2 separate regions of the Homo sapiens genome follow, and region 1 is linked to region 2. A link is an interaction called in ENCODE POLR2A ChIA-PET data of the cell type or tissue named here. Cell type or tissue: A673. All regions are shown on one strand. Links, peaks and the distances in the headings refer to the core of each region. The heading gives the core; the rest is flanking DNA. Region 1 holds the start of LINGO3 (leucine rich repeat and Ig domain containing 3). Region 2 holds the start of LOC124904789.

Region 1 (15,198 bases), core at 3,098-11,097, 210 kb before region 2:
TGGAGGAAGGGTGTGTGGGCTGGGGGAACAGCCACGGCAGAGGCCCCGAGGTGTGGCGGGAGTCTGGTGAAGCTAAAGGAGAGAGTGGAGGGGGGCGGGGAGCTGGGTTAGGAGGGGCCTCTGGGTGGGGGGCAGATGACATGGAGCCGTGGTGGCCCAGAGGAACAGGCGCCAATGCTCCGTGGGTCCTGGTAGCTGTGCCTCCTGGGCTGTTTCCGTCTCTCCTGGGAGCCTGCTGCACCCTTACCAGCTCTTCTTGGCTGCAGCCAAGATTCTGGGGGCTGGGGTGGCGGGTGGAGGTGGGGTTGGAGGGAGCGGGAGGAAGCAGCCAGAACTACCAGGCGGCATTGCCCAGCTTCTTCTGCTTGGCCGCCTCCCCCGCCAGCCGGCCGGCTATTTTTGGCATCTTGGCAGCTGAGCCCCCCTCGGCATCCCCCCAGGCCCCGTGGCCCAAACCAGGTTGTGCGTCTCCTCACGGTTCCCACTGGCCTTCGATCCTCATTTGCTAAATATCTGCGAAGGCAGCTCCCGCCTCCCCAGTGCCTACGCGAATTTAATCCCAGAGCGAACAGACGCGGAGCCCCGGGAGACTGCTTCATGTCAGAGATGAATTGTACGTAAGTGAGGACAGGGTTTGTATCTTGCAGCTGTAATTCATTAAGATGAGGTCACGCAGGAGCAGGGAGAGCCCTAATTCAATGACTGGCATCCTTATAAGAGGGAAATCTGGACACAGAGACACAGGCAACGGCCAAGTCACAACACAGGCAGAGACTGGAGTGATTCATCCACAAGTCAAGTGACACCAGGGATGGCCAGCTACCACCGGAAGCTGGAAGAGTCAGAAAGGGTCTCCCCAAAAGCCCCCAAAGGAAGCTGGACCTGCTTGAGCTTCGACTTCCAGACTCCAGAACTGTGAGAGCAGCAGCTCCTCTTGCCCGGCGCGGTGGCTCACGCCTGTCATCCCAGCACTTCGGGAGGCTGAGGCGGGTGGATCACTTGAGGTCAGGAGTTCGAGAGCAGCCTAAGCAACATGGAGAAACCCTGTCTCTACTAAAAAATACAAAAACTAGCCGGGCGTGGTGATGGGCGCCTGTAATCCCAGCTCCTTGTGAGGCTGAGGGAGGAGAATCGCTTGAACCTGGCAGGCGGAGGTGGCAGTGAGCCGAGATTGTGCCACTGCACTCCAGCCTGGGCGACAAGAGGGGAAACTCCGTCTCAATAAATACATAAATAAATAAGGTGAAACGCCAAACTGAATTCTGGATTTAGGTGGACAGGACACATATGTACAGATGCCAAAACTGGGCATTCACATGCCACGTGGAACAGCACAGAGTGTGGTGGAAAGGAAGGTGTCGCAGGTGAGAATGTGGTCCCACCGAGAGAAAAGCGAGGGGCCCCTGGTTCCCAGGAGGCCTTGGTCCTCCTGCCCCCAGCTTGGGAACATAGGAAACTCGAGGGAGGGAGGAAGGGAGGGAGCGAGAGAGGGGGCATGCCCCCCCCAACCCCGGAATCATCCTTAATCCCAACCTGGGCATGTTACAGGGAAGGCAATCCTTCCCTCCCAGCAAGCTCCCTCCCAGCACTGTTTTTCTGGGTCATTCTCTCCCGAGCTGCTGCCCTGCCGACAGCACACTCAGGGGCTGTGTCACGGGAGGGGACAAGAGTGCTAGGGCGGTGATGGCACTTTTATCTGCCCCCCGACCCTGCACCTCCCCCCTTACTGTCCGCTCCACAGTGTTTACAAAACCACTGGTGAAAACCTGCCCACAGCCCAGGTGTGGCGGCTCACACCTGTAATCCCAGCCCACAGGCCGGGCGCGGTGGTTCACGCCTGTCATCCCAGAACTTTGGGAGGCCAAGGCGGGGGGATCACTGGAGCCCAGGAGGTCCAGGATGCAGTGAGCTGAGATCGCGCCGCTGCACTCTAGCTTGGGCAACAGAGCGAGACTCTGTCTTTTGGTTCTTTTTTTTTTGAGTTAGGGTCTCACTCTGTCGCCTGGGCTGGAATGCAATGGCATGATCTCAGCTCACTGCAACCTCCACCTCCTGGGTTCAGGTGATTATCCTGCCTCAGCCTCCCAAGTAGCTGGGGTTACAGGTGCCCACTACCACACCCGGCTAATTTTTGTATTTTTAGTAGAGACGGGGTTTCACCATGTGGGCCAGGTTGGTTTCGAACTCCACTTCAAATGATCCACCCACCTCGGCCTCTCAAAGTGCTGGGATTACAGGTGTGAGCCACCGTGCCCAGCTGCAAGACCCTGTTTTTAAAAAAGAAGAATAGGCCGGGCATGGTGGCTCACACCTGTAATCCCAGCACTTTGGGAGGCCGAGGCGGGCAGATCACAAGGTCAGGAGATCGAGACCATCCTGGCTAACATGGTGAAACCCCGTCTCTACTAAAAAAACATACAAAAAATTAGCCGGGCGTGGTGGCGGGCGCCCGTAGTCCCAGCTACTCGGGAGGCTGAGGCAGGAGAATGGCGTGAACCCGGGAGGCGGAGCTTGCAGTGAGCTGAGATCACGCCACTGCACTCCAACCTGGGCGACAGAGCGAGACTCCGTCTCAAAAAAAAATAAAAAAGAAGAAGAATAAAGTAAACCTACCCACAGCTCTCAGGCGAGAAACATCCATCTGTTGGCCTGCAAGACCCTACAGCAAGCAGCCCTCACCCCCACCCTAGACTCATCCAGATACTGCAAAAGCTCTTTCCTCTCAGTGCAGACCCCTCACCCTGCTCTGCTCCCCCAGGACCCGGGCATGCACCCTCCCTCCCCCCCTTTTTTTTTTTTTTTTCTGAGACAGAGTCTCGCTCTGTCGCCCAGGCTGGAGTGCAGTGGCATGATCTCTGTTCACTGCAACCTCCGCCTCCCAGGTTCACGCCATTCTCCTGCTTCAGCCTCCCGAGGAGCTGGGACTACAGGTGCCCGCCACCACGCCCGGCTAATTTTTGTATTTTTAGTAGAGACGGGATTTCACCACGTTGGCCAGGATGGTCTCGATCTCCTGACCTCGTGATCCACCTGCCTCAGCTTCCCAAAGTGCTGGGATTACAGGCATAAGCCACCGCACCCGGCCTTTTTTTTTTTTTTTTTTTGAAATGGAGCTTCATTCTTTTTGTCCAGGCTGGAGTGCAATGGCACGATCTCAACTTACTGCAACCTCTGCCTCCCGAGTTTAAGTGATTCTCCTGTCTCAGCCTACCAAGTAGCTGGGATTACAGGCATACGCCACCACGCCCAGCTAATTTTTGTATTTTTAGTAGCGATGGGGTTTCACCATGTTAGCCAGGCTGGTCTCAAACTCCTAACCTCAAGTGATCCACCCGCCTCGGCCTCCCAAAGTGCTGGAATTACAGTGTGAGCCACCGCGCCTGGCCTGTTTGTTTTTTGAGACAAGGTCTTGCTCTGTCGCCCAGTCTGGAATGGCAGGATCTCCTGGGAGGCCTTTGCCTTCCAGCTTCAAGCGATTCTCCTGCCTCAGCCTCCTGAGTAGCTGGGACTACAGGCGCCCGCCACCACATCCAGCTTATTTTTGTATTTTTAGTAGAGATGGGGTTTCATCATGTTAGCCAGGCTGGTCTCAAACTCCTGGGCTCAAGTGATCTGCCTGCCTCAGCCTCCTAAAGTGCTGAGATTATAGGTGTGAGCCACTGGGCCTGGTCCATTTTCTAAATTAGAGGTTTCTTTTTAAGTTGGAATTTATTTATTTATTTATTTATTTAGAGACAGGTTCTTGCTCTGTTGCCCAGGTTGGAGTGCAGTGGTGTGATCTCGGCTCACTGCAGCCTCCACCTCCCCAGCTCAAGCGATCCTCCCACCTCAGCCTCTCAAGTAGCTGGGATTATAGGCAAGTGCCAGCACACCTGGTTAATTTTTTCATTTTTTTGTAGAGATAGGGTCTCACTCTATTGCCCAGGCTGGTCTCGAACTCCTGGGCTGAAGTGATCCACCTGCCTTGGCCTCCGAAGGTGCCGGGAACACAGGCATGAGCCACCGTGCTGGGCCAATAATTTTTTTTTTTTTTTTTTTTTTGACATAGAGTCTTGCTCTGTCATCCAGGCTGGAGTGCAGTGGTGTGATCTCAGCTCACTGCAACCTCTGCCTCCTGGGTTCAAGAGATTCTGCTGTCTCAGCCTCCCGAGTAGCTGGGATTACAAGCACGCACCACCAGGTCTGGCTAATTTTTGTATTTTTAGTAGAGATGGGATTTCACCATGTTGGTCAGGCTGGTCTCGAACTCCTGACCTCGTGATCCGCCCACCTCGGCCTCTCAAAGTGCTGGGATTACAGGCGTGAGCCACCGCACCCGGCCCAAGAAATTTTTTTTAAAGCAGTTCCCATAGAGCACAGATAAGGGCAAAATCAGGAAGTTTCCTGGAGAGATGACAGGTCTGGAATCGCTAGGTCACAGTCACACTGATCCAGTGGCAGAAGTGCCTGCGGGAGGCCTCAATTCGGATGCGCTGTGTGACCTCTGTTGAGAAACCTACCCTCTCTGGACCTCGCCTGTCACGGTATAGGTACAAGAGCCCTCCGGGGCACCCTCCAAGCTCTGGCTCTATAATTACTCCTGGGATGAGAGGACAGCTGATCCCTCGCGCCCAGCAGGGGCCACTCAAGCTGTGACCTAGTTTTACAACCCTGACTCCCCCACTCGACGGCCTGGCCCTGTCATTTCCTCTGCAGGGTGCTGCCGGGGAGGCAGGAGGGGGGATCTGGCAGCTGGACTCAGGCTTCTGACATGTCCCCTAAGGGTCTGGTGTTCCCCAACTTGGGAGGAAGAACTGGTTCCTGGAGAGGGGACATGGGAGACTCGATTCTGTGTACACGGCCTGCATCTGCTCACCATGTGCCCTGAATGCATCCGGTTGTCCTCCCTGGTCTCTTATTTTTTATTTTATTTTATTTTTTTTTTGAGATGGAGTCTCGCTCTGTCGCCCAGGCTGGAGTGCAGTGGTGCGATCTCGGCTCACTGCAAGCTCCACCTCCCATGTTCAAGCAATTCTCCTGCCTCAGCCTGCCGAGTAGCTGGGACTGCAGGCGCCCACCACTATGCCCGGCTAATTTTTTTGTATTTTTAGTAGAGACGGGGTTTCACTGTGTTAGCCAGGATGGTCTCGATCTCCTGACCTGGTGATCCGCCCGCCTCTGCCTCCCAAAGTGCTGGGATTACAGGCGTGAGCCACTGTGCCCTGCCTTTTTTTTTTTTTTTTTTGAGACGGAGTCTTGCTGTGACGCCCAGGCTGGAGTGCAGTGGTGCGATCTCGGCTCACTGCAAGCTTCGCCCCCTGGGTTCATGCCATTCTCCTGCCTCAGCCTACCAAGTAGCTGGGACTACAGGCGCCCGCCACCACGCCCGGCTAATTTTTTGTATTTTTAGCAGAGATGGGGTTTCACCGTGTTAGCCAGGATGGTCTTACTCTCCTGATCTCGTGATCCACCGGCCTCGGCCTCCCAAAGTGCTGGGATTACCGGGGTGAACCACATGCCTGGCCTCTTTTTTTTTTTTTTTTTTTTTTATTGAGTCGGAGTCTCACTCTGTCACCCAGGCTGAGAGTGCAATGGCGCGATCTCTGCTCACCGCAGCCTTCGCCTCCCGGGTTCAAGGGAGTCTCCTGCCTCAGCCTCCTGAGTAGCTGGGATTAAAGGTGCATGCCACCACACCTGGCTCATTTTTGTAGTTTTAGTAGAGACGGGGTTTCACCTTGTTGGCCAGGCTGGTCTCGAACTCCTGACCTCAGGTGATCCACCTGCCTCAGCCTCCCAAGGTGCTAGGATGACAGGTATGAGCCACTGCGCCCGGCCCCAGGCTGATTCTTTAGGGGCCTCTGTCCCCTCCCTTGTCCTCATGCTGTGGTCCTGGGGGAAGGCGACACTTTCAGGGCTCTCTATCTCCATCCTCATCGGTCCCTCGGACCACCCCCCTCCCAGGAAGCTGCCACCCACCTGGGGCATTACCTCCCATCCTCCCAGGATGGGAACACCATCTGCTCACAGATACCTCCTGATGGTGTGTCCCAGCCACCTGAACTGCAGCCCAGGGACCCAGCCCCATCCCTGACCTCTCCCAGGGCGACCCACAGAACCCCAGCGTAACCCCGGCCACGCGGAGCCAACCCCAGCTCCACCCTTCCTCTCCCACAGGCCAGAGTCCTCCCTCGCTCTGGGCCTCCCGCCACTGCCAGGCCTCCGTCCCCCACCCCGAACTCCCCTCCTTCCAGCCGGGCTCCAGTTCGCCCCCAACATTCAACGCGCTCCTCCTGTTCTGGCATTGGTGTCCCCAGCTGCCAAATGGAACTGGAGTAGGGGGAGGATCAGGCCAGCCCCTGCAAACCGCGGTCTCCCCAGGCTCTGTGAACACTGGGGCCTGGTCGTTCTCTGGGGTGGGGCCGTCCTGGGCACTGCAGGGTGCTGAGAAGCGTCCCTGGCCTCCACCCACTCCATGCCAGGGACACCACAGATGTCCCCAGACTTTACCAAATGTCCCCTGGGAGCAGAATCACCCTGGTTCAGACCCTCTGGGTTAGGGGATTCCACAGACCCCCAAGAGACTCTGCATCCCACAATCCTCAGCCCTGCTGAGGTCCCAGGAGGCTGTGCACGTTGAAATCCACGCCCTGAGTGGGAGGGAGAGAGGAGGTGAATCCCAGGAGCTGGGGACCCCTGGTTTACACCGTCTGCCGGGTCAGGAGTTGATCCTGGTGTCTGGTGTGAGCAGGGGACAGATTTAGTGTTTTTTTTTTTAATTTAAATAATTAATGCAGGTCTCTCTTTCTTGGCCCCATGGACATCTTATGTGGATGACTCTCTGTCTTGGGCACTGCCGGGTGCTGAGAAGCGTCCCTGGCCTCTACCCACTCCAAGCCAGGAGCACCCCCTTCCCAGTCGTGACAGGCACAAATGTCCCTGGACACGGCCCAGAGTCCCCGGCGGGGCAGAACCTCCCTGAGTGGGTCCTTGCTGTAGAGGACGCTGGCACACAGTGCGCCTCCAGTTCATGCCCCAGGAGGAGCCAGGGTGATTCAGCCTGTTTTACACGGGGAGGCGGAGACCCAGAGACGGACGGCGACGTGCTCAGGGCCACACAGCAGAGAGGAAGCAGGTACAAGACGCGACCCCGGGGCTGGGTGCGGTGGCTCACGCGTCATCCCAGCACTTTGGGAGGCCGAGGAGGGCGGATCACAAGTTCAAGAGATGGAGACCATCCTGGTTAACATGGTGAAACCCCGTCTCTACTAAAAAATACAAAAAATTAGCCGGGCATGGTGGCGGGCACCTGTAGTCCCAGCTACTTGGGAGGCTGAGGCAGGAGAATGGCGTGAACCCGGAAGGTGGAGGTTGCAGTGAGCTGAGATCGCGCCACTGCACTCCAGCCTGGGCGACAGAGCGAGACTCCATCTCAAAAAAAAAAAAAAAAAAAAGAGGAAAAGAAAAGAAAATGTACCAGTTGCCCTTCGATGAACTGGAAACACAACAGAGAACAGAGGCCAGAAAGTCCCTGTTCTTTTATTTTTATTTATTTATTTGTGGGTAGTTTTTTTTTTTTTTTTTTTTTGAGACAGTCTCACTCTGTCATCCAGGCTGGAGTGCAATGGTTCAATCTAGGCTCACTGCAACCTCTGCCTCCCGGGTTAAAGCGATTCTCCTGCCTCAGTCTCCTGAGTAGCTGGGATTACAGACATGCGCCACTACGCCCAGCTAATTTTTGGATTTTTAGTAGAGACAGGGTTTTGCCATGTGCCCAGGATGGTCTCGAACTCCTGACCTCAGGTGATCAGCCCGCCCCAGCCTCCCAAAGTGCTGGGATGACAGGCCCTGAGCCACAATGCCCGGCCCCCTGTCCTTAAGGAGCTTACATTCTGGTGCGGGTGACACCGTGAAATCAGTGTACGGGACATCAGCTGGTAATAAACGTCACGGAGGTCAGAACAGCTGTGTCCTCGGGTGACGTCACCTCCTCGGCTCTGCGCCCCGCCGTCCACAGGCGCGAAGCCGGAGCTGGGGTTGGCGACCGAGAACCTTCCTGCCTCCCCTCCCCAGCAAGGGGCACGTCCCACCAGGCCCGGACTGCCCGTCTGCCCCTGCAGGGCCCCTCGCTCTGGTGGCGGGCTCGGTGAGCTCTGCTGCCCGGTCTCGGGAGTCTGGGGGAGCGCGGCGTCGACCCCTGTGGAGGGAGGACTCGTGTTTCAAGGACAGAGCCTCATTACCATGCACGACCAGCCGCAGCTGAGGCCGCAGAGGCCTTTGGCAGGGGGGCCGGGCCGGCGGCAGGGACGGCGTTGGCGGTGGTGGACGGGAGTGGGGGTCTGTCCTGAACAGGTGGGGGTGGTCCCTGTGCTGGCCCCCGCCATGCGATCGCACCCCAGGACTCTCCTCCTCTTCCTAAGCCCCAGCATGTGCCTGGTGCCGCGCGGGTGCTGGAGGCACAGCGGCTTCCACGCAGACGCCCGCAGCACCACAGCCTGTGCACGGCGCATCCACGCCCTGTTACAAATGTTCCATTCAACGCCTTCTAGCACATTCACAGATCGTCCGCCCGCACCTCTAGTTCCAGAACATTCCATCACCCCCAAAAGGAAGCCCCGTCCCCTTCAGCAGTCACTCCCAGCCCCTCCCCAGCCCGGACCCCCACCCATCTGCTTCCTGTCTCTGCGAATTGGCCCGTCTGGACATCTCGCATCAATGCAATCGGACTGGCTGTGGCCCCCAGGGACTGGCGTCTTTCCCCCAGCGTCAAGGTGGGGGCACAAACAGGTGAGAATCGTGCAGCCCAGCTAATGAGCAGATTGTCTGAAAAAAGCGCTGAGGAGCGGAGCTAGCAGGGAGCTGTGGGGGGGGGGGTCTGTTCCGGGCTGTGGCTGTGTTTGACGGGCCCAGGGAAGACCCTGTCTGAGCTGAGACCTGGATGGGGAGCCGGGGTCAGCAGGGTACAGCTAAGCGAGGGGCGAGGCTGGCCGGGGGTGTGTCTGCGCTTGCGGGGGTGGGAGCCCTAGCTGGCAACGGCAAAACCACACGGGGCACTGAACCCCCAGGGAGGTGTCCGGACTTGCATCCACAGGCAATGGGGAGCCATGGGAGGATATGGAGCAAGAGCATGGCGAGATCTGGGTTGCAGTTGGAAGGCGCGTCCAGCTCTGCGTGGTCCGACCCCAGGTCGCCCTGCCTCACCCAAACCTGGAAAGTCTTGACTCTCGGCTGCACCTCCATCTCCAGAGAGCAGGGCACTATTATCTCCCTCTCCACCCGGTTACCCACACGCAGAGCTGTGGCCAATGATGGAGCATGGGGAGGCTGAACTGGACACCAGGTGCTGAATCAATGGCCCCTTGTCCACTCCAGAGCCAGGACAAGAACTCACGGGTCCTCACCTGAATCGGCCACTGACTGCCTTGGGCAGAGACATCGAAGTCTCTGAGCCTCAGTTTCCTCTTCTGCAAAAGGGAACTGCAGGGTTCCCAGTCACTTCCCTGGGCTGAGCGAGTGAGAAGTCAGGCAAGGAGGTTCCTTCCGGGGAAGTCTCCATTGGGTGCCGGCTGGGGTCAGGAGCCCAGAGTCCTAGGCCCTGGTTTGCTCCTGGCCATGTGTTCACCTCATTCATTCATTCAACAAACATTCATTCAACAAGCATTCATTCATTCATTCAACAAGCACTTAAAAACAATGCCTGTGTGCCAGGCACTGGTTTTAAGAGAAACAGCAGTGAACAAAACAGACAAATCCCTGCTTTCTGTCTATGGGCAAGAAACAGAAGAAACAAGTAAAGCCGACTGTCACATGGCAGGCCATGGTATGGGAAAAAATAAACAGGGAAGGGGGGCCTGGGGTTGGCAGAATGGGGTTGGCAGAATGAAGGCCTCCCCACAGCCAGCCGGTTCTAATCCCCGGAACTGCAGATAAGGCCACCCTTACATGGAAAAAGGGCCTCTGCAGATGGGATTAAGTAAGAATTGTGAGATCAGGAGATCATTCCGGATCATCCAGAGGCCCAACATCTCACAGGGTCCTCACGAGAGGAGGCGGGAGGGTGAAAGTCAGAGACTGGAAGAGGCTGTGCTGAGGCTATGAAGGGATAGGGTGGGGCCCTGAGCCAAGGGATGCGGGTGCCTCTGGGCAATGGGAAAGATGGGAACCGGATTTTCACCTGGAATGCGCAGCAGGAGGGCCCAGCCTTGGCCATGTCCTGCTTTTTTTTTTTTTTTTTTTTTTTTTGAGACAGAGTCTCGCTCTGTCACCCAGGCTGGTGCGATCTTGGCTCACTGCAACCTCTGCCTCCCAGGTTCAAGTGATTCTCCTGTCTCAGCCTCCTGAGAAGCTGGAACTACAGGCATGAGCCACCACGTCCGGCTAATTTTTTGTATTTTCAGTAGAGATGGGGTTTCACCATGTTGGCCAGGCTGGTCTCGAACTCCTGATCTCCAGTGATCTGCCTGCCTCGGCCTTCCAAAATGCTCAGACTACAAGCGTGAGCCACCACACCCAGCCTCATGCCCTGGTTTTACGCCAGTGAGGCCCATTTTGGACTCTGGCCTCCAGAACGGTGCAATAATAAATGTGTGTGGTTCCCAGCCACTGCTGTCACAGCAGCCAGAACTCATCAGGGTCATTGCAGTCTTGAAGAGGGAGGTCGCTCGAGGCCTCCCGGATCTGTGCACCTGCCTTCTGGGGCGTGGAAGGCAGGGGACATTGACCTCTCCTTGGGGTCTGAGATCTGCACCAACCACGGTGCAGGCACCGGCCTTGAGGACCCCCTCCCCAAAACTGTCCCCCACAGCAGGACCTGGGCAATGGAGGCCTCTCTTCCCTGTACCCCCAGCTGTCCTTAGATATGGATCCTGGATTAATGGTCCTGGAAGCTCTTAGCTCAAGGAGAAGGCAGAGTGTGGCTGTGAGTGGCCGGGGTCCCTCCCTAGAACAGAGGTGGCCCTACCCTCTTGGTGCCTGGTGGTGTGGGCAGCTCCTTCCCTCAGCTCCTGGCTAAGCCCCCGGCCCTTCCAATCCGCCTCCTCTATTCTGAGCAGGGCTCTTCCCCTCCCTCTTGCAAGGTTACCTCAAACACATCCCCCTCCAGTCCCCGCCCAGGGCAAGGGATGCTGACATCTCCCTTGGGAAAGGCCCTCCTAGAGGCCGGCCAAACCCAGAGGGGGCAGGAGTGAGAAGTGTGGTAGCGGTCCCCTCTGTTTCCAGGCCCACAGTGACCTCCATCTCCCTCCCTCTGCCCCCCACCACAACCAGGGCGGTGGGAGTAAGGGGAGTGTGCTCTGGATGCCCCGTTTGAGCTTCTAAGACGGATATGGGAGGAGGGGGCCCAGCCCCTCACAGCACGTGGCCCTCCAAGGTCTGCTTTTGGGGACACGCTGCCAGTCCCCCAGGACCCCTGCATCCTCTGCCCTAGATCCAGGCCCTCCCGGGGCTTCATCCATGACAATTCATTAAGCCCTAATTAGCTTCCATCTGCTGTTAGTCCCCGTCAACCCCTCGAGGGGCTGGGGGCCTCCCGACCCACTTTCCTTCCCAGCCTGTACACGGGGGGCCGTGGACTGCCCTCTGCAGGCAGGGCCTCTGGATCTGGAACCAGTTTTGGAGCACCCACTGTCTACACCGGCCACTTCACCCACTAGCCCAGCCCTGACTAGGGGGAATAATAAAGTTCGTTTTGGAGAGAAGGAGACTGAGGGTCAGAGTGGGCCCCAGCTCACTGCACAACTTAGCTGCAGACAGTCAGCATTTGAACCTGGATCTGACGCCAGCTCCTACCCACAAAATCCCAGCTCCCCACTAGAGGGTGAAGGGCGCTCTTTGGAGGCCCGAGATTGACATGTGGTGGTGGGCGGCTTGATGGGGCCCACCCGGGGCCAACTTTGCTCGCAGAGTTCTTCAAGAGGCTCTACCTGGTGACGAGGTAGTGACTCAGGGGGCGCCGGGGAATGACAGTGCTGTGGGAAGAGACATCAAACTGCCTTCTATTCCCACTCAGCAAGGCACCTTCAGGTCCCGGCTTACCCTGGGGGTGGACGGCTGAGGCTGAGGGAGGCCAGGCAGGGCTGCTGCCGTAACCATCGTGACCTGAGCATCTGTTTTATGGTGGCACCACACTGCAGCCGAGGTGGGCAGCATCTCATTTAATCCCATGTGGGGTGGATCTGAGAGAGGGGACGTCATTTGCCGGAAGTCACCGGTGAAGACCAGACAGGCAGGGCAGGGAAGGCTGAGTTGAACCCTCCTAAGCCCCCATCCCACCGCCCGGCTGCCCCCTTCCTGCCACCCCACATCATCGAGATGGGGACAGGAGCTGGGTCTACAGGGGAAGCCCGTGGGTTCTTCCCACTCAGATCCTGTCTCCGACGATGGCTGCTGCTTCGGCTCAGAGAACAGCCAGGGTAAGGCCATGCCGCGGCAGCCCACCCCACACCAGCCTCCTGATAAAGCCAGCACCACCCTCCCTGAACCTGTTTCCAGCCTGCGTCCTCCACCTGACCACTCACACCTCACACCTTCTGCATCCTCTCCAGGCCACTTCCAGGGAGCCCTCCTGGGTTGCTCTGGTTCTCACAGCTCTGTTGTCCCTGAAGGCTCCCCCCAGCCAAGCCCCAGATCGTCCCTCTGCAAATACCACTGCACAGCAGACGCCCGCTCCCCACCCCCGCCGGAGCAAGGGTGTCTGCAGCCTCGCTGCGTCCATGGTTTAGCCAGGGACCGCTTGCTAAAATGCAGCTTCTGGGGCACATCGCCTCAGAAGTTCTGACTCCTCAGAACTGGGGGGGCCGGGACACCGGCACCGTTAGCGCCCCAAGCACACGTTGAGAAACCCAGTTACATGGTGGTCTCCAGCGTAAGGACCCGGGGCTTTTCTTGTGCCCGGACCAAGGCACGAGGTGCTGCTCCCCTAAACTTGTTGAATGGGACTCAGGGCCTCCCCTGGCCAGGCCCCAGAGGCCCGGGAGGTGGCGGCACCCACTCAGGGTGCCCAGGCCCACCATTTCTGGTGCTATTCAGACGCCCCCAGAGCAGGGGGACTCAGCCCTATGCCCCCAGGTCCCTCCCCGCCAGGCCGGGCCGTCAGCTCCAGCGATGGAGCAGGCTCCGGTGTGGACCCCAGATACCCTTTGCGTCTTCCAGCTCCGCACCCCCAGGCTGGACCAGACCCGGCTCGGGGGAGACAGGGCAGGAAGGCGCGGGCTGCAGGCTCTATTCGGACGTTCCCCACACCCCAGACCCAACCAGTGCCCCCTTCATCTCCTCCTGGAGAGGAGCGCATCCTCCCAGCGTCCCCAGTGCCCCGGGGAGATGCCCACCCGATTCCCCGCTCCTTGGCGCCCCAGAGGAGGGGCGGGGGGCCCCAGGGTGGGGAGTTCGCCCCCAAAGTTTCCAGGGGGAGCGTCGGGGGCCTGGCAAGGAGCGATGAGCCCGGGAGGGGTGCGCGGGGCAATTTCCCCCGGCTGAGGATGGGGTCGCGGGTTGGGGGCTTTGGGCGGCAGGGTCGCAGGGTGCAGGTGAGGGGTCCCCAGGTCTGCGGGCGCGCCCCACGCCGGGCCCCGGCACGGCCACTCACCTGGGCGGCTCCGCCGCGGACACGGCGCGGGCTGCGGCGCGGGGGCCGCCCGGAGCCGACACGAGCAGCCGCCGCCGCCGCCGCCGCCGCCGCCGCCGCCTCCCGGGCTCCGCCGTGCGCGCCGCCGCCGCGCGCAACCGCCCGCCGGTCTCCTCGGCGCGCCTGGCGGGGGCGCGCGGGGGCTGCGCTGGGCCGCGTGCGCGGCGGCTGGGGCCGCAGGTGTGAGAGGCCACGTGGGCGCAGGTGCGGGGACACTGGGAGCGCGGGTGCAGAACCCCTCCGTGCGCATCCCGGGCGCTTCGTGTCCGAGGACCTCCTGTCCCCACGGCCTGGGTGAGCCTGCGGAGACGGCCGTGCCGTGCAATAAACGCAGGGGCACCCCAAGTGCAGCAGGTTGTTCCGTGTGGAACCTTCTGGAAGCTACCATCGCCTCCTCTGCCCCCCGTCCCCCACCCCTAGTCCAGGCCGCCACCATCTGCACCTGGACATCTGCCACAGCCCAGCCCAGGCCCATTCCTTATGTGGCCCTCAGAGGAAGCCCCTCAGAGGAAGCTTAGCCACTGGGCTCCAGAACCTGCCGTGATTCCCTATTGCCGTGAGGGTCCCGTCTGCACCCCACCTACCCTGGAATTTCTCTTTCTTTCGTTCTTTCTTTCTTTCTTTCTTTCTTTTTTTTTTTGAGATGGAGTCTTGCTCTGTTGCCCAGGCTGGAGTACAGCGGTGCCATCTTGGCTCACTGCAACCTCCGCCTCCTGGGTTCAAGCGATTCTCCTGCCTCAGCCTCCCAAGTAGCTGGGATTACAGGCACCCGCCACCACGCCCGGCTAATTTTTGTATTTTTATTAGAGACGGATTTTCAGCATGTTGGCCAGGCTGGTCTCAAACCCCTGACCTCGGGTGATCCACCCACCTCGGCCTCCCAAAGTGCTGGGATGACAGGTGTGAGCCACCGCCCGGCTGCCTGCACTGTTTGGTCTGCCGCACCACCTCCTTCCCCCTGGCCTGTCCTCACTCACTCTTTCCCGGGCTCCACCCCCTCAGCCTTCCTCAAACAGGCCAAGTCCCTCCAGTCCCAGGCCTTTGATCTTCGCTGTGCCCAGCTTGGACAGCCTTTCTCTCTGTCCCTCCATCGAGCAGCTTGGAGCCTCTCAGTTTGTCTAATGGGCTTGTTCCCCAATGTGCCTTCCGCCTAGCACACAGCAGCGCACACACCAAGTGCACTGCGAGTGCTCATGGAAAGTTTTTTACCTTTTTTTTTGTCTTTTTTTTTTTTTTTTTTTTTTGAAATGGAGTTTTGCTCTCGTCACCCATTCTGGAGTGCAGTGGTGCAATCTTGGCTCACTGCAACTTCCACCTCCCGGGTTCAGGCGATTCTCCTGTCTCAGTCTCCCAAGTAGCTGGGATTACAGGCGCCCATGACCATGCCTGGCTAATTTTTGTATTTTTAGGGGAGATAGAGTTTCACCATGTTGGCCAGGCTGGTCTCGAACTCCTGACCTCAGGTGATCCACCCGCCTCGGCCTCCCAAAGTGCTGGGATGACAGACGTGAGCTACTATGCCCGGCCCCTCACTGCATCTTCTAAAAGCCACATTTAGCCTCCCTGTCTCACAGATGAGCAAACCAAGGCTGGGAGATGCC
Region 2 (15,198 bases), core at 3,238-11,237:
GAATCCGGGAGGTGGAGGTTGCAGTGAGCCGAGAACACGCCATTGCACTCTATCCTGGGCGGCAAGAGTGAAACTCCGTGTCAAAAAAAAAGAAAGAAAGAAACATGTTCATAAGGCACTTTATTGAAAGATAGTGTGTAAAAGTAGCAAAACTCAGAAATAATCTAAATGTCCATCAATAGTATATAATTTTTTTTTTTTTGAGATGGAGTCTCGCTCTGTTGCCCAGGCTGGAGTGCAGTGGCACAATCTTGGCTCACTGCAACCTCTGCCCCCCAGGTTCATTGCCTGCCTCATCTTCCTGAGTAGCTGGGATCACAGGTGCCTGCCACCATGCCTGGCTAATTTTTATTTTTTATTTTGGTATTTTTAGTAGAGACGGGGTTTCACCATGTTGACCAGGCTGGCCTTGAACTCCTGACCTCAGGTGATCCTCCCGCCTCGGCCTCTCAAAGTGCTGGGATTTCAGGTGTGAGCCACCGCGTCCGGCTAAGCATGTAAATTAAATTACTCTGGAGTTGTTAAAATGCACTGATTTTTAAAAAATTATTATTTTTATATCTTTTTTGTTTTCCTTCATAAAAATGCAATGACTTAGCAAGCTGTCGGTCATAGGAAGTTAAGCGAAAAAAAAAAAAAGCTAAGCCAGCCTCAGAGCAGTCTGTGTTGAGTGAGTCCAGTTTTAAAAACAAATGGCAAGTGTTGGTATGAAATAGTGCCGATCTCCATTACAGAAGACGGTCTTGGGCACATGTGCGGGAGCCCTACGGTCTGGCTGAAAATGCTGCCCAGTTCTGGCCGTACCACTTTCTAGCTGTGGACTCAAGGGAGTTGTTTACCTTCTGTCAGTCCATGTTTATTCATCTGCACAATCAATGCGTAGAACCATAGCCCTTACCTCACAGCGTTTCCGGGAGGATCAGATGACACAATCCGAGGAAATGAACCATTATTGCTACTTACTGTCACTGCTTTCTTCTGAGGCCAACGTTTGGGCACGCCTAGAAGTTTGAAGGATTTGCCTCAGCTGTGAACAAATGGTGGCTACAGGTGCTGAGAATGGGTCTGAAGAAGGGCGTGGAGGGATCTTCCCTCCCCTCCCCTCCCCACCCCTCCCCTTCTCTTTCTCTCTCCCTCCCTCCCTCTCTTCTTTTTCTTTCTCTCTCTCCCCTCCCTCCCTCCCTCTCTCTCTCTTTCTTTTTTTCTCTCTCTCCCCTCCCCCCCTTCTCTCTTTTCTTTCTTTCTCTTTTTTGACAGAGTCTCACTTTGTCGCCCAGTCTGGAGTGCAGTGGTGTGATCTCAGCTCACTGCAACCTCTGCCTCCCAGATTCACGCCATTCTCCTGCCTCAGCCTCCTGAGTAGCTGGGATTACAGGCGTGCGCCACCACGCCCGGCTAATTTTTGTATATTTAGTGGAGACGGCGTTTCACCGTGTTAGCCAGGATGGTCTCCATCTCCTGACCTCGTGATCCGCCCGCCTCGGCCTCCCAAAGTGCTGGGATTACAGGCATGAGCCACCGTGCCCGGCCGCATGTGGGTTTTTCAATGGCTATTATTTAAGCATCTTCCATGTCCTTTGTGTGTGTGTGTGTGGTGTGTGTGTTTTGTGTTTTTTTTGTTTTTGACAAGAGTCTCGCTCTGTTGCCCAGGCTGGAGTGCAGTGGCGTGATCTCAGCTCACTACAACCTCCACCTCCCAGGTTCAAACGATTCTCCTGCCTCAGCCTCCTGGGTAGGTGGGACTACAGGTGCATGCCACCACACCCAGCTAATGTTTCTATTTTTAGTGGAAACGGGGTTTCACCATGTTGGCCAGGCTGGTCTCGAACTTCTGACCTCAGGTGATCCGCCCACCTCAGTCTTCCAAAGTGCTGGGATTACAGGCATGAGCCACAGTGCCCAGCCAAGGATGACTTTTGAATGCTGTATGATTTTATGTAACTTCTTCTTCTTCTTCTTTTTTTTTGAGACGGAGTTTCACTCTTGTTGCCCAGGCTGGAGTGTAATGGCACGACCTCAGCTCACTGCAACCTCCGCCTCCCAGGTTCAAGTGATTCTCCTGCCTCAGCCTCCCGAGTAGCTGGGATTACAAGCATGGGCCACCACACCCGGCTAATTTTTTTGTATTTTTAGTAGAAACGGGGTTTCTCCATGTTGGTCAGGCTACTCTTGAACTCCCGACCTGAGGTGATCTGCCAGCCTCGGCCTCCCAAAGCATTGGGATTACAGGCGTGAGCCACTGTGCCCGGCCTATTTTATGTAACTTCTATAGTTATTATATTTTGTTTTGGGGACCAGGAAAAGAAATTGTAAACCTTTTTGGCTTATTTCCCATGTCTTTTTTTCTGTGCATTAAAACAAAACAAAACAAATAAAACAAGGCTGGGCGTGGTGGCTCACGCCTGTAATCCCAGCACTTTGGGAGGCTGAGGCGGGCGGATCATGAGGTCAGGAGATCGAGACCGTCCTGGCTAACACGGTGAAACCCTGTCTCTACTGAAAATACAAAAAATTAGCCGGGCGTGGTGGTGGGCGCCTGTAGTCCCAGCTACTCGGGAGACTGAGGCAGGAGAATGGCCTGAACCCGGGAGGCGGAGCTTGCAGTGAGCTGAGATCGCGCCACTGCACTCCAGCCTGGGCGACAGAGCGAGACTCCGTCTCAAAAAACAAAACAAAACAAAACAAAAAACCCATTGCTAATAATGTGTACGATTTTGCATGTAAGTTTTTCAGTGACTGTATTATTAGGCTGGTGCAAAAGTAATTGCGATTTTGCCGTTAAAAAGGTGAAAACCACAACTACTTTTGCACCAACCTAATATTTAAGCATCTTCCATGTCCTTAAATACAAATCGTAATGGATAAATACAAGGTGGTCTGTCTGGAAAAAGGAATATTACTCAGCCATGAAAAGGAACGAAGCTCTGACATAGGCTAGCACCTGGATGAACCCTGAGGACATCACGGCCAGGGAGAGGTGCCAGACATAAAAGGCCACACAATACATGATCCCATTTATGTGAACTGCGAAGGACAGGCTAATCCACCGAGACAGTAAAGGGATTCACGGTGGCCTGCGGCTGGGGAGGGGTGGAGAGTGACTGCTGATGGGGATGGGATGTCTTTGGGGTGATGACAGTATTCTGGAACTACACAGAGGTGATGGTTACACAACTCCTACATTTTACATTTTATTTAATTAATTAATTAATTTATTTATTTCTGAGACGGGGTCTTGCTCTTGTTGCCCAGGCTGGAGTGCAGTGGTGCGATCTCGGCTCACTGCAACCTCCACCTCCCAGGTTCAAGCGATTCTCCTGCCTCAACCTCCTGAGTAGCTGGGATTACAGGTGCCCGCCATCACTCCCGGCTAATTTTTGTATTTTTAATAGAGACGGGCTTTCACCATGTTGGCCAGGCTGGTCTCAAGCTCCTGACATCAGGTGATCCACCTGCCTCAGCCTCCCAAAGTGCTGGGATAGCTGTCACGAGCCACTGCGCCCAGCCGCCAAAACACTTTCAGGGAAGGTTGTACCCGCGTAGAGGTCCTTTGGCAGCATGTGACAGCTTGTATCCTCCTGTGTTGCTGCCAGCATAGAGCCCAAAAGCTCTTCTTAATCTTTCTTTGTTTTGTTTTGTTTTGAGACAGAGTCTCACTCTTGTTTCCCAGGCTAGAGTGCAGTGGTGCGATCTCGGCTCACTGCAACCTCTGCCTTCTGGGTTCAAGCAACTCTCCTGCCTCAGCCTCCCAAGCAGCTGGGATTACAGGCACCCGCCACCATACTCAGCTAATTTTTATATTTTTAGTAGAGACAGGGTTTCACTGTGTTGCCCAGGCTGGTGTTGAACTCCTGACCTCAGATGATCCGCCCACCTCAGCCTCCCAAAGTGCTGGGATTACAGGTGTGAACCATTGAGCCCAGCCTTCCTCCTAGATTTTCTTTTCTTTTCTTTTTTTTTGAGACACAGTCTCACTCTGTTGCCCAGGCTGGAGTGCAGTGGCGCAATCTCGGCTCACTGCAACCTCCGCCTCCTGGGTTCAAGTGATTCTCCCGCCTCAGCCTCCCGAGTAGCTGGGACTACAGGAGCCCACCACCACGCCCAGCTAATTTTTTTTTTTGTATTTTTAGTAGAGACAAGGTTTCACCATGTTGGCCAGGCTGGTCTCGAACACCTGACCTCATGATCCGCCCTCCTCAGCCTTCCAAAGTGCTGGGATTGCAGGTGTGAGCCACCGCGCCCGGCCTTTTTTTTTTTTTTGAGATGGAGTCTTGATCTGTTGCCCAGGCTGGAGTGCAGTGGCGTGATCTTGGTTCACTGCAGCCTTTGCCTCTTGGGTTCAAGCAATTCTCCTGCCTCATCCTCTTGAGGAGCTGGGATTATAATCACTTGCCATCACGGCCAGCTAATTTTTATAGTTTTAGCAGAGACGTGGTTTCACCGTGTTGACCAGGCTGGTCTCGAACTCCTGACCTCAGGTGACCCGCCCGCCTCGGGCTTCCAAAGTGCTGGGATTCCAGGCCTGAGCCACCGCGCCCGGCCCCTCCTAGATGTTCTAAGTACAAATCCGAAAGCCCACTGGGCCTGAACGTCCCTGGTTTGTGGTGCTGCCTCCAGGGGTCCCCTCCTGTTACCTCTTCCCTGGGCCGGTGAAGGGAGGGTGGACGGGATGGTGTGGGGCCGCGGGTCCCCATGCCTGGAGCCAAGCCTGGGGCATCTGCTTGCATGCTAGGAGCTCCCTCCCCAGCAAGGCCCGGGCCAGAGAGAGAAGGAACAGCCCAGAGCCAGGAGAAAAGGGAGAGTGAGGCTTTTTATTGTGTATGAATTCACGTGGTATCGACAACTCCACACAATATTAAAACACTGCGAGAAAGTGGGTGCGGCACACCTGGAATTTTAAAAAAGTCAGAAATAAAAACAACCAGACATCCCAATGCAGATGGCATAGAACCTGCTAGAACCACAGGCGGCGGCTGGAAACAGGAGACAGGTCTTTACGAAGGTTAGATGGGCAGCGGTTCCGTGGACAGAGGAGGAGGCGCGGCTGGCCGGCATATGGCTTCTGTGCAGAGGGCCTGGCCTCAGGCCGTGGACTTTTTAATAAGTGACCCCTTGAGGAAGGGCGTGGTGGCTCCACCTCCACCCGGAAGCCCCCCCGGGTCACTCACGGGCGGACAGGTGTGTGACGGCCCTCTCCTACCTGCCCCAGAACTTGGGCAGGACGGGCTGTTAACTTGGAGATGGATGCGTGGCCTGGAGGCCTAGCGTTGCGCCTCGGACACGGTGGCCGGCCCGTCAAAGGGACCACGCAGAAGGAGGGAAACAGGAGCACCTTCCGCCCTGGCCCAGCCGCCCCGTTTATGTCCCCAGAGGCCAGAGGTCGCAGCTGAGCTATCTGTGCTTGGCCTGGGGTTACCCCTGGGGAGGGTGGGAGAGGGGTGAGGGTTCTGGCTCCTTCCTGGAGAGAGGAGGGCAGGGGAGGCGGAGCTGGTCCGGGAAGGTGCCCAGGTGGGTCACAACAGGGTCGGGGCCTGGCCCGCTGTGGCCCTTCACCTGGCTACTGGTGTCTCGCTCAGCAGCGGGGAAGGCCCGTGGGAGACCCAGGCTACAGAAGGAGAAACGGCCTTCTCTCTCCCACCCGACGCTGCCTTGTGTGTGTGCGTGGGTGGGGGTGAGTGTCCTTAACTCTCTTTTCCCCTGGCGTAGCTGAGAGAGGCTTGTCCCCCCAAGGCTAGAGCTGCTGCTGCCACCCCCGCCCGCCAGCTCCCCGTCTGGAGGTGCACGCGCGCTCCTGGAAACGCCCATAAAACATGCGTTCACCCCAGGGATTCCCGGCAGAAAAGCACATGTGGCGGTCGGTGTGTGCACTCGGGTGCCACGTCTGCAAAGGTATTTTCCACAGTGTGGTCACTGAAGTCTACTCAAGAAAAAAAAAAGTGGAGAATTTTTTTTTTAATCCCCCAAGCTAGAAAGAAACCCACAGGCTTCTGGCAATGGCCACCTCCCTGGGGTCCGGGAGATGGTGGGGTCTGGACAGCTCAGGGAACCCAAGGCCCTGTGGACAGTGAAGGAGAGGCCAGCCTGTCCTTCCCCTCCCCGAGCCTCAGTTTACCTGGAACGCTCAGCCCGTTTAACCCCACCATCTGCACCAGCCTAGGAGCCCCGGCTGCCTGGGGCTGCGTCTCTGCAGCAGCCTCCGTTCCCTGCTGGCATTTCTGGGGTCACATTGTGAGGACACACCAGTGGGGCCGGGCTTGGCACAGCTGTGCCCCCTCCTCCCTCTGCCCTGGCAGCGGGGGCTCGGGGATTAAGGCCTCTTTTAAGGAAAAACGGGGTGGGGTGTGTTTGTTCCCAGTTACCAAGATGGCTTGTTGGAAAGGGTGGAGGCAGGCGGGCTCTCCCTGCCTGGGGTCCTCCCAGGGTCTCTGGAACAGGCTTTTGTCCCTTCCTGCCATTCCTGCTATGCGTGGTGGGGACGCCCACACCCCAAACCCTGCCGGCTCCCAGCCCAACCACAGGAGGCTGCAGTCTCCGGGAGCCTCTGGGGCTCTCCCGGGCCAACAGCAGGTTTGGCGGGTAGGGCTCCCCGAAGCCCCAGCCCTCCCGGACCTGCCGTAGAGAGCTGGGTGCCGGGGGTGGGGAGCCCGGCTGTGGCCTGTGGGAGCTGCCCGAGGTTGAGGAGTGGAGGTCACTCCCCCGACACCTGCACACACACCCGGAGCCCTCTAGCCTTGGCGAGGTGGGAACCCTGGCAGTCACCAGCTCAGGAAGTGAGCCAAGCAGGGATCCCCGCCTCACGGGCCTGCACGGAGGACCTGGGCGGCCGTCCAGGAACCCTCTCGGCACGGGTTCTTAGACGCCTGTCTCCACTGGGGCCGGAGGGACAGGACTAGGCTAGTTTTATTCTACTACTTGCTTCTAGGCCAGCCCCGTGGAGGGGGTCGGGGCGGCCAGGCCTCCTGCGATCAGGGCTGCGTGGGGTCCATCTCAGGTGTGGCCGCAGGTGATGCCGGCAGGCCCTGGAAGATGTGGCTGCACCTGCTCCCGTCCGTGCCGCAGAGGAGGACGCAGTCATCTTTCAGAAGCCTCCCCCCGACCCCATGACATCTTCGATTTCCACTTGCCGCTGGGAGGAGTGGCCCATCCTGCGTCTAAGGCATCTCCCGGCCTCAGACAGCCGTCCTGGGTTGCACGGGGGTGGAAAAGCAAAAAGATCGGGTTCGAGCGACAGGGTAACGTTTTGAGCGGACGTTTTGATCTCCGGGACAACGTCTCACCTCCCAGAGTCCTTCAGAGTCACTCCAAGATCATGGAACAATTTTGTACACACAGCAGCACAGGGTAGCCCCACCCGCCCTGCCGCGGCTCCCCAGCCTGCATTTTCTGTTTGAAAAACGTCTATGGTGGATGCCAGAGGGTAGGACAACCTGGAAGAGCCAAGGATGGTCAAAGCCTCTCCCAGCCACGCGGATGCCTCATGCTTAAAACACACTGGGCGCGGTGGCTCATGCCTGTAATCCCAGCACTTTGGGAGGCCGAGGTGGGCGGATCCCGAGGTCAGGAGTTTGAGAGCGGCCTGGCCAATACGGTGAAACCCCGTCTCTACTAAAAATACAACAATTAGCCGGGCGTAGTGGCACACGCCTGTAGTCTCAGCTACTCGGGAGGCTGAGGCAGGAGAATCGCTTGAACCGGGGAGGCAGAGGTTGCGGTGAGCTGAAATCATGCAGCTGCACTCCAGCCTGGGTAACAAGAATGAAACTCCATCTCAAAAAAAGAAAAAAAAAAAAAATCCAAAAACATGATGGGCCGGGCCGGTGACGGCTTCCCTGGGGCAAGTCCCGAAAACCCATTTCTGGCACAGAGGGGACCCTGCAGAAAGGACCCATGGCTAACATCATGCAGGGGAGTCACACTTGGCAACTTTTCATAGACGAAGCCCCCTCCAGACCCCCACACTCCATCGTGCATTCATTGCAGGATCGTGCAGTTTAGCGACGGGTTCAACCATCACAATCCGAGTTTAGCCGTATGGAGTAACAATTTTTTAAATAAAGAGATATTTCCAAAAAACTTCATGATGTCACCTCCCGCCCCCCATCTCAATTTTACCTCTACTTAAAAACAACACAAAGCATTCCAGTGACCCTATGAAGTCTTTTTACCAATGGCCAATTCTCCCGGAACTATTGCCACCGGGCGAAGTCACCTCCCTTTCCCCCTCGGCGCCGGTCCACAATTGAAACGGCAATCGAGAGTTTTAAAAAATTGTTACCCCATCGCTGGGGGATTTCAGTTATTCCGAACGGGAAGTGGCCGTAAAGCCTCCATCCCTTTTGGCCCAAACTGAGAGGGCCATGGGGTCGGACCTGAAAATTCATCTCCACCTACAAGGTCCATTCTACCCCATCCGGGCGGTGGGAACGCCTTTTTTGGCGGGGAGAGGGGGGATTTCTTTTGGAATTAAAGGTTTTGGGGACTTGAGATGTTTTGTTTGAGCTAATTACTGAATGATGCCCTGCCTGAGACAGAGACAGAGACAGAGAGAGAGAGAGAGAAAGAGAGAGAGAGAGAGAGAACATATGAGAACACAGTTATAAAATAATACAAGGTTTCTTGTCCTTAAAGGGGTTCTCCGAGGCAGGGACTCCGACCAGCAGGGGGTCGTTCCGGGCATGTTGCTCACAGTAGCTCATGAGGTCAGACGCCGCTTTGGAGACCTGTGTTTGAGCACAAGGAGGAGACAGAGGAGACATAAGAAGAGGCTGGCACACCCGGGTTCACAGCAGCACCATTCCCAAGAGCCACAGGCGGAAACAGCTCAGGAGCCCATTGATGGGGGCGTGGGCAAACAGTGCGGCCCGTCCACACGCTGGAATATTACTCAGCCATGAAAAGGAGTGAGGCTCTGACATAGGCCACAACGTGGATGCATCTCAAGGGCCTCATGCTCAGTGAGAGATGCCAGACACAGAAGGCCACACAGTGTGTGATCCCATTTCTTTCTTTTTTTTTTTTGAGACAGAGACTCTATTTGTCGCCCAGGCTCTAGTGCAGTGGCACGATCTCGGCTCACTGCAACCTCCACCTCGCGGGTTCAAGTGATTCTCCTGCCTCAGCCTCCCGAGTAGCTGGGATTACCTTCATGCACCACCACACCCAGCTAATTTTTGTATTTTTAGTAGAGACAGGGTTTCACCATGTTGATCAGGCTGGTCTCGAACTCCTGACCTCGCGATATGCCTGCCTCAGCCTCCCACAGTGCTGGGATTACAGGTGTGAGCCACTGCGCCCGGCCGTGTGATCCCATTTCTATGAAATGTCCAGGACAGGCCTATCCACAGAGACAGGAAGGGGATGCGTGGGTGCCGGTGCTGGGGAGTGATGGCTGATGGGGGACAGGGTTTCCTTTTGGGGTGATGGAATGTCCTGGAATAAACGTGATTGGATGCACAGCATTGTGACTATATTAAATATCACTAGTGGTAAACTTTATATGTGTCTTGGCCAGGTGCGGTGGCTCACACCTGTAATCCCAACATGTTGGGAGGCGGAGGCGGGAGGATCACTTGAGCCCAGGAGTTTGAGACCAGCCTAGGCAACACAGTGAGGCCCTATCTCTACAAAAAATACAAAAATGAGCCAGGCATAGTGATGTGGGCATCTGTAGTCCCAGCTAACTGGGGGGCTGAGGCTGGAGGATTGCTTGAGCCTGGGAGGTTAAGGCTGCAGTGAGTCAAGATTACACCATTGCACTCCAGCCTGGGGGATGGAGCAAGACCCTGTCTCAATTAAGATAAATAAACAAATAAATAAATTTATGTGTGTCTTTTCCCAAAATTAAAAAAAGAAAAATGCAGTGGTGTGATCACTGCAATCTCTTGCTCCCCGGGTTCAAGCAATTCTCCTGCCTCAGCCTCCTGAGTAGCTGGGACTACAGGTGCCTGCCACCACGCCCAGCTAATTTTTGTATTTTTAGTAGAGACGGGTTTCAGCATGTTGGCCAGGCTGGTCTCAAACTCCTAACTTCAAGTGATCCACCTGCCTTAGCCTCCCAAAGTGCTGGGATTACAGGCGTGAGCCACGGCACCTGGCCTAAAAAATATTTTTTTAAAAAAGAAAAGGCTGAGCTTCCTTCAGCAAGCGTTGCCAGATTTTGAACACAAAGGGTCAGGGACAGATGGACCCCGTTTTCGGAGTCCAAGACCTCATTCTCACCCCAAGGAAGGAAGGTCCTGATAGGAAAACGCTGCCTGCACATTTGATGAGCTTGAGGGAGGTTTCACGGTGACACCCGGCCAGGGGGCTGGGCCCGGTGAGGACGAGATAAGCCCGTCTCCATGTTTCTCTTGCAGCCTGAACCCCCTGATGACTCCAACCCTCTGAGGGGCTGATGCTTCCGGTCACAGGAGGGACCCCCTGCCCCGGGCTGCTGCCAGCCCGCCCCAGGCTACACGCCCGTCTCTCCTGGCCATGCCTTTGGGGGTGCCGCTGCCACTCCCCGCTTAGCTCACCCCAGCAGGGCTGGGGCTGGGGTGTCCGGTGTCCTGGGTCAGGCTACACGGGGACACGTCCATCTGGCCCTGGATCTCATCCCGTAACCGGTAACTGTGTCTCTGTGGGACTCAGCGACCTTTCTCTCCTTGCTTTCTTTCCTGGAAGGCGAGAGGGCGATCACAGGGGGAGGATTAGATGTGGCAGAGGTGAGGGGATGATCCGAGAAGGATCGCAGTGTCGCTTCACGGAGGTGCCTTTGTTATCTGTTTTTGAGACAGGGTCTCGCTCTGTCCCCCAGGCTGGAATGCAGTGGTGCTATCATAGCTCAATGCAGCCTCCACCTCCTGGGCTCAAGTGATTCTCCCGCCTCAGCTGGGAGTACCTGAGTAGCTGGGACTACGGGAGTGAGCCACTACACCTGGCCATAATTTTCATTTTTATTATTTATTTATTTTTTTGAGACAGAGTCTCACTCTGTCAGCCAGGCTGGAGTGCAGTGGCGTGATCTCGGCTCACTGCAACCTCCGCCCCCTGGGTCCAAGCAATTCTCCCACCTCAGCCTCCCAAGTGGCTGGGACTCCAGGCGCACGCCACCACGCCAGGGTAATTTTTGTATTTTTAGTAGAGACGGGGTTTCACCATGTTGGCCAGGCTGGTCTCAATCTCCTGACCTCAGGTGGCCCGCCCACCTCAGCCTGCCAAAGTGCTGGGATTACAGGCATGAGCCACCGTGCCTGGCCTGGCCATAATTTTTAGAATAATTTTCTGGTACAGATGAGGTCTCACTATGTTGCTCAGGCTGGTCTCGAACTCCTAGGCTCAGGCGACCCTCCCGCCTAGACCTCTGAAAGTGCTGGGGTTACAGGCATGAGCCGCCTCGCCTGGCCAGTACCTCTGCATCCCAGATCCTCTGTCCTCCTTTGGACCCCAAGGATACCTGGGACCTGGGCCCTTCAAACGGCCAGGAGCCTGTGGGACAGCTTTGGGGTCTTGCCCAGCTGGGCAGCCGGGGGACGCTCATGCCCACAGAGTGAGCCCGCCGGCTGCGGCCTGTGATGACTCGGACCTGGCCTGCTTTCTAGACTTCTATTTGGGAAGCGGCCCTCCTGGACGACAGAAATAGCCTCCAGACCCCGAAAATAGCTGGCATTGTGGCTCCAGCACGTGGCACCTTGGCACCACCCCCCATGCCCACTGCGCTGGGCTGGTGAGCCCCAAGATCGTCGCCGTTGAGGTTCTGTGGTTCTGGTCGCCGCGTTGGAGCTGGGGATGTAAAACCTCAGGCGGGACTGGGAGTGGGGACGGGTCAAATCCTGGCTCCCCCCGAGGCCCGACATTCAAAGGGGCGGTGGGGGCCCCTCCTCAACATCAAACAGGGCAGGATGAGTCACCGCCCTCCGCCCGGGCTGGGGGCTGGCACCCACTCGTAAAAGGAAAACCACTTCAACCAGGGCTTTCTCTCTTTTCAGCCCGAAGGAATGCTTTGAATGCTCAGGTCTGTCCTCAGCAGTCAGATTGCTGGAACATTCAGACACCTCGTGGGAGGCAGACCCCTCCCCTACTGGTTGGATCCCGGCCAGCAGCAGCGTGATGGGGTCTGGGAGGGCTCAGAGCTGCGCTGGAGGGAGACTCACCGGCCGATCAGAACCACCTGTGCCACCTGGCCAGCAGGGACGACTCTGTCCGCCTCCCCGCTGGGAGCAAAGCAAGGGCCGGTCACCCCTTCCTAATAAATTCCCGTGGCCAATAATGACAAGCTGGTGACAGGTGCTGGAGAGCTGAGTTCTGAGTGGATACGTGGGGTGATGGCTGATTTTATGGGTGCACTAGGGCGGGCCATGGTGCCCCAGGGTTTGGTTAAATGTTTTTTTGTTTTTGTTTTTTTTCTGAGATGGAGTCTCACCCTGTCGCTTGGGGTTGGAGGGCAGTGGCGCAATCTCAGCTCACTGCAACCTCTGCCTCTCGGGTTCAAGCTATTCTCCTGACTCAGTCTCCCAAGTAGCTGGGACTATAGGAGCCTGCCACCACGCCTGGCTAATTTTTTTGTAATTTTAGTAGAGATGGGGTTTCACCATATTGGCCAGGCTGGTCTCGAACTCCTGACCTTGTGATCCGCCCACCTCAGCCTCCCAAAGTGCTGCGATTCCAGGCGTGAGTCACCGTGCCTGGCCAGTTAAATGTTTTTTTAGATGTTGCTGTGAAGGTTGTTTTTTTCTTGTTTCTTTTTTTTTTTTTTTTTTTTTTGAGATAGAGTCTCGCTCTGTTCCCCAGGCTGGAGTGCAATGGTGCGATCTCGGCTCACTGCAACCTCCACCTCCCAGGTTCAAGTGATTCTCCTGCCTCAGCCTCCCAAATAGCTGGGATTACAGGCATGCACCACCATACCCGGGTAATCTTTTTTTTGTATTTTTAGGAGAGACGGGGTTTCACCATGTTGGCCAGGCTGGTCTCGAACCCCTGACCTCAGGTGATCTGCCCACCTCAGCTTCCCAAAGTGCTGGAATTATAAGTGTGAGTCACCGCGCTCAGCCTGTTTTTTATTTTGTAGAGATGGGGTCTTGCTATGTTGTTGCCCAGGCTGGAATTGAACGCCTGACCTCAAGTGATCCTCCTGCCTCGGCCTCCCAATGTGCTGGGATTACAGCTGTGAGCCACTGTGCCTCACATGCAAAATTTTTTTTTTTTTTTTGATGTGATTCACATTTAAATCCGTAGACTTCAAGCACAGCAGGTGACCGTCTGTAATGCAGATGGGCCTCATCTAATCAGTTGAAGGGCTTAAGAGAAAAAGCCTGGGGTCCTTCCAGGAGGAGGGAACTCTGCCTCCAGGTGGCCTTGGGGTTCCAGCTGCAGCACCAACTCTTCCCTGGGTCTCCAGCCTGCTGGCCTACACTGCAGATTTCAGAGCTTGCCTTAAAATAAATCTCGACAAGGCGCAGCCTCAAGTGTGATCCTTGTAAAAAACTTCAAACGGGCCAGGCATGGTGGCTCACGCCTGGAATCCCAGGACTTTGGGAGGCCGAGGCAGGCGGATCACCTGAAGTTAGGAGTTCAAGACCAGCCTGGGCAACATGGCGAAACGCCGTCTCTACTAAAAATACAAAAAATTAGCCAGGCATGGTGGTGCATGCCTGTAATCCCAGCTATTTGGGAGGTTGAGGCAGAAGAATTGCTTGAACCCGGGAGGCAGAGGTTGCAGTGAGCCGAGATCGCGCCACTGCACTCCAGCCTGGGTGACAGAGCAAGACTCCGTCTCAAACAAACAAAACAAACAAATCCTTCAAACAACACAGAAGTGAAAAGTAGATACGACATGCAGTCTCCTCCCGCCTGGGACTGTGTCTCTCAGTTTAATTTGCATCTGTCATTGCCAAGGAGCTGGACAGATCAATGCAGATGAGGACGACAAAGCGCTCTGTCACGATGACCGTCTCCACGGGGCCCCAGTGTGTTTACAAAGCACGTTACATTGCTGCACGAAGGCAGGAGATAGGTGTTAGATCAGCTGCCTCTTTCTGCCGAGGAAATGGAGGCTCAGAGAGGTTAAGGGAGGGCCTCAAGGTCACACAGCAAGAGACACAGTTGGGGTGCAAGCCTCTGCCCTCCTGCCGAGCCTCCTGTTCATCATTTGCGGGGCCCCCAAGGGTCTCTCCCCTCCTCTTCCTGATGCCCGCTGGGCTCACCTTGATGCGCTCAATCCCGGCTTCTATGCGTAGCTGTTCCACCAGCTTCCGGGCCTGGGCTATGTTGTTAGTGGCTGACATTGTCTGCCATCAGCTCTGGGCCCCGTTGTTCAGAGAGCTGTGGGGGAAGCAGAGGGGTGTGGGTCAAAGTTCAGGTCAGGCCTCTGGGTGGCAGCAGGGGCGCCCGGCCTTGGCTCAACCTTCCCGACTCTAGGCACGGCCACTTTGCCTCTGGGTGGGGACCAGGGGCCTCCGTGTACAAAGAGCTGGCACTCGTTTAACTCTCAGCATAGAGCCTGGCACGCGGTCAGCCGTCACAATCCTCTGTGGGAGTTTGCAGAACGAGAGAATGAAAGGGCGAAGGCAGGCTGGGCGTGGTGGCTCACGCCTGTAATCCCAGCACTTTGGGAGGCTGAGGCAGGTGGATCATGAGGTCAGGAGATCGAGACCATCCTGGCTAACACGGTGAAACCTCATCGTTACTAAAAAAAAAAAAAAAAATACAAAAATTAGCCAGGCATGGTGGTGGGTGCCTATAGTCCCAGCTACTCTGGAGGCTGAGGCAGGAGAATGACGTGAACCCGGGAGGTGGAGCTTGCAGTGAGCCGAGATGGTGCCCCTGCACTCCAGCCTGGACGACAGAGCAAGACTCCGTCTCAAAAAAAAAAATAAAGAAAAAATAAAGAAAGGGCAAAGGCAATAGGCCAGGCCCTCTGGAGAAGGGAGGACCCACGCAGGCTCCCGGGTGGCCTGCCTCAGTCCATGGCAGGGGTTCTTGCCCTCCAGGGGACACTGGGTGATATCTGGGGACATCTGTGGCTGTGGGGGGTGCTCCTGGCATGGAGTGGGTTGGGTGGAGGCCAGGGACATTGCTCAGCTCCCTGCAGTGCCCCGGACGGCCCCACGCCAGGGAAGGATCCGAACGCGATATCCATAGTACCCAGGGGAGACCCTGGGTCAGGGCAGGGATCACAGCAGAACCCCTGGTGACTGTCCCCCTCCGTGTTTTTTTTTTTTT

Evidence for each region. ChIA-PET counts read pairs that join two places held together with the same protein. Peaks named below come from ENCODE experiments on the same cell type or tissue, not always from the same donor. Only the 100,000 strongest peaks of a DNase experiment are listed, where the experiment ranks them.
Region 1: POLR2A ChIA-PET joins it to region 2 with 20 read pairs; 2 of 35 experiments call an interaction of 5 or more read pairs at or near these places.

The regions. Positions count from the first base shown.
Region 1 is chr19:2,294,518-2,309,715 of GRCh38, forward strand. It overlaps LINGO3 (leucine rich repeat and Ig domain containing 3), which reads right to left and starts at 13,637. Exons shown (of 2, transcript NM_001101391.3): 1 at 13,559-13,637. LOC101928572 (a long non-coding RNA gene) reads left to right here and starts at 7,615. Exons shown (of 2, transcript XR_007067088.1): 1 at 7,615-8,763; 2 at 9,068-9,708. RefSeq lists a silencer at 7,946-8,035. In A673, for the core only: no CTCF peak of the experiment used is centred there; no DNase peak of the experiment used is centred there.
Region 2 is chr19:2,506,428-2,521,625 of GRCh38, forward strand. GNG7 (G protein subunit gamma 7) reads right to left here. Exons shown (of 5, transcript NM_052847.3): 4 at 14,181-14,298; 5 at 4,792-8,720. The coding sequence starts at 14,261. The coding sequence ends at 8,595. LOC124904789 reads right to left here and starts at 7,144. Exons shown (of 3, transcript XM_047439801.1): 1 at 7,098-7,144; 2 at 6,514-6,664; 3 at 5,413-5,907. The coding sequence starts at 7,144. The coding sequence ends at 5,413. RefSeq lists enhancers at 5,134-5,273, 5,330-5,840, 5,954-6,033, 11,965-12,637 and a silencer at 5,424-5,603. In A673, for the core only: no CTCF peak of the experiment used is centred there; no DNase peak of the experiment used is centred there.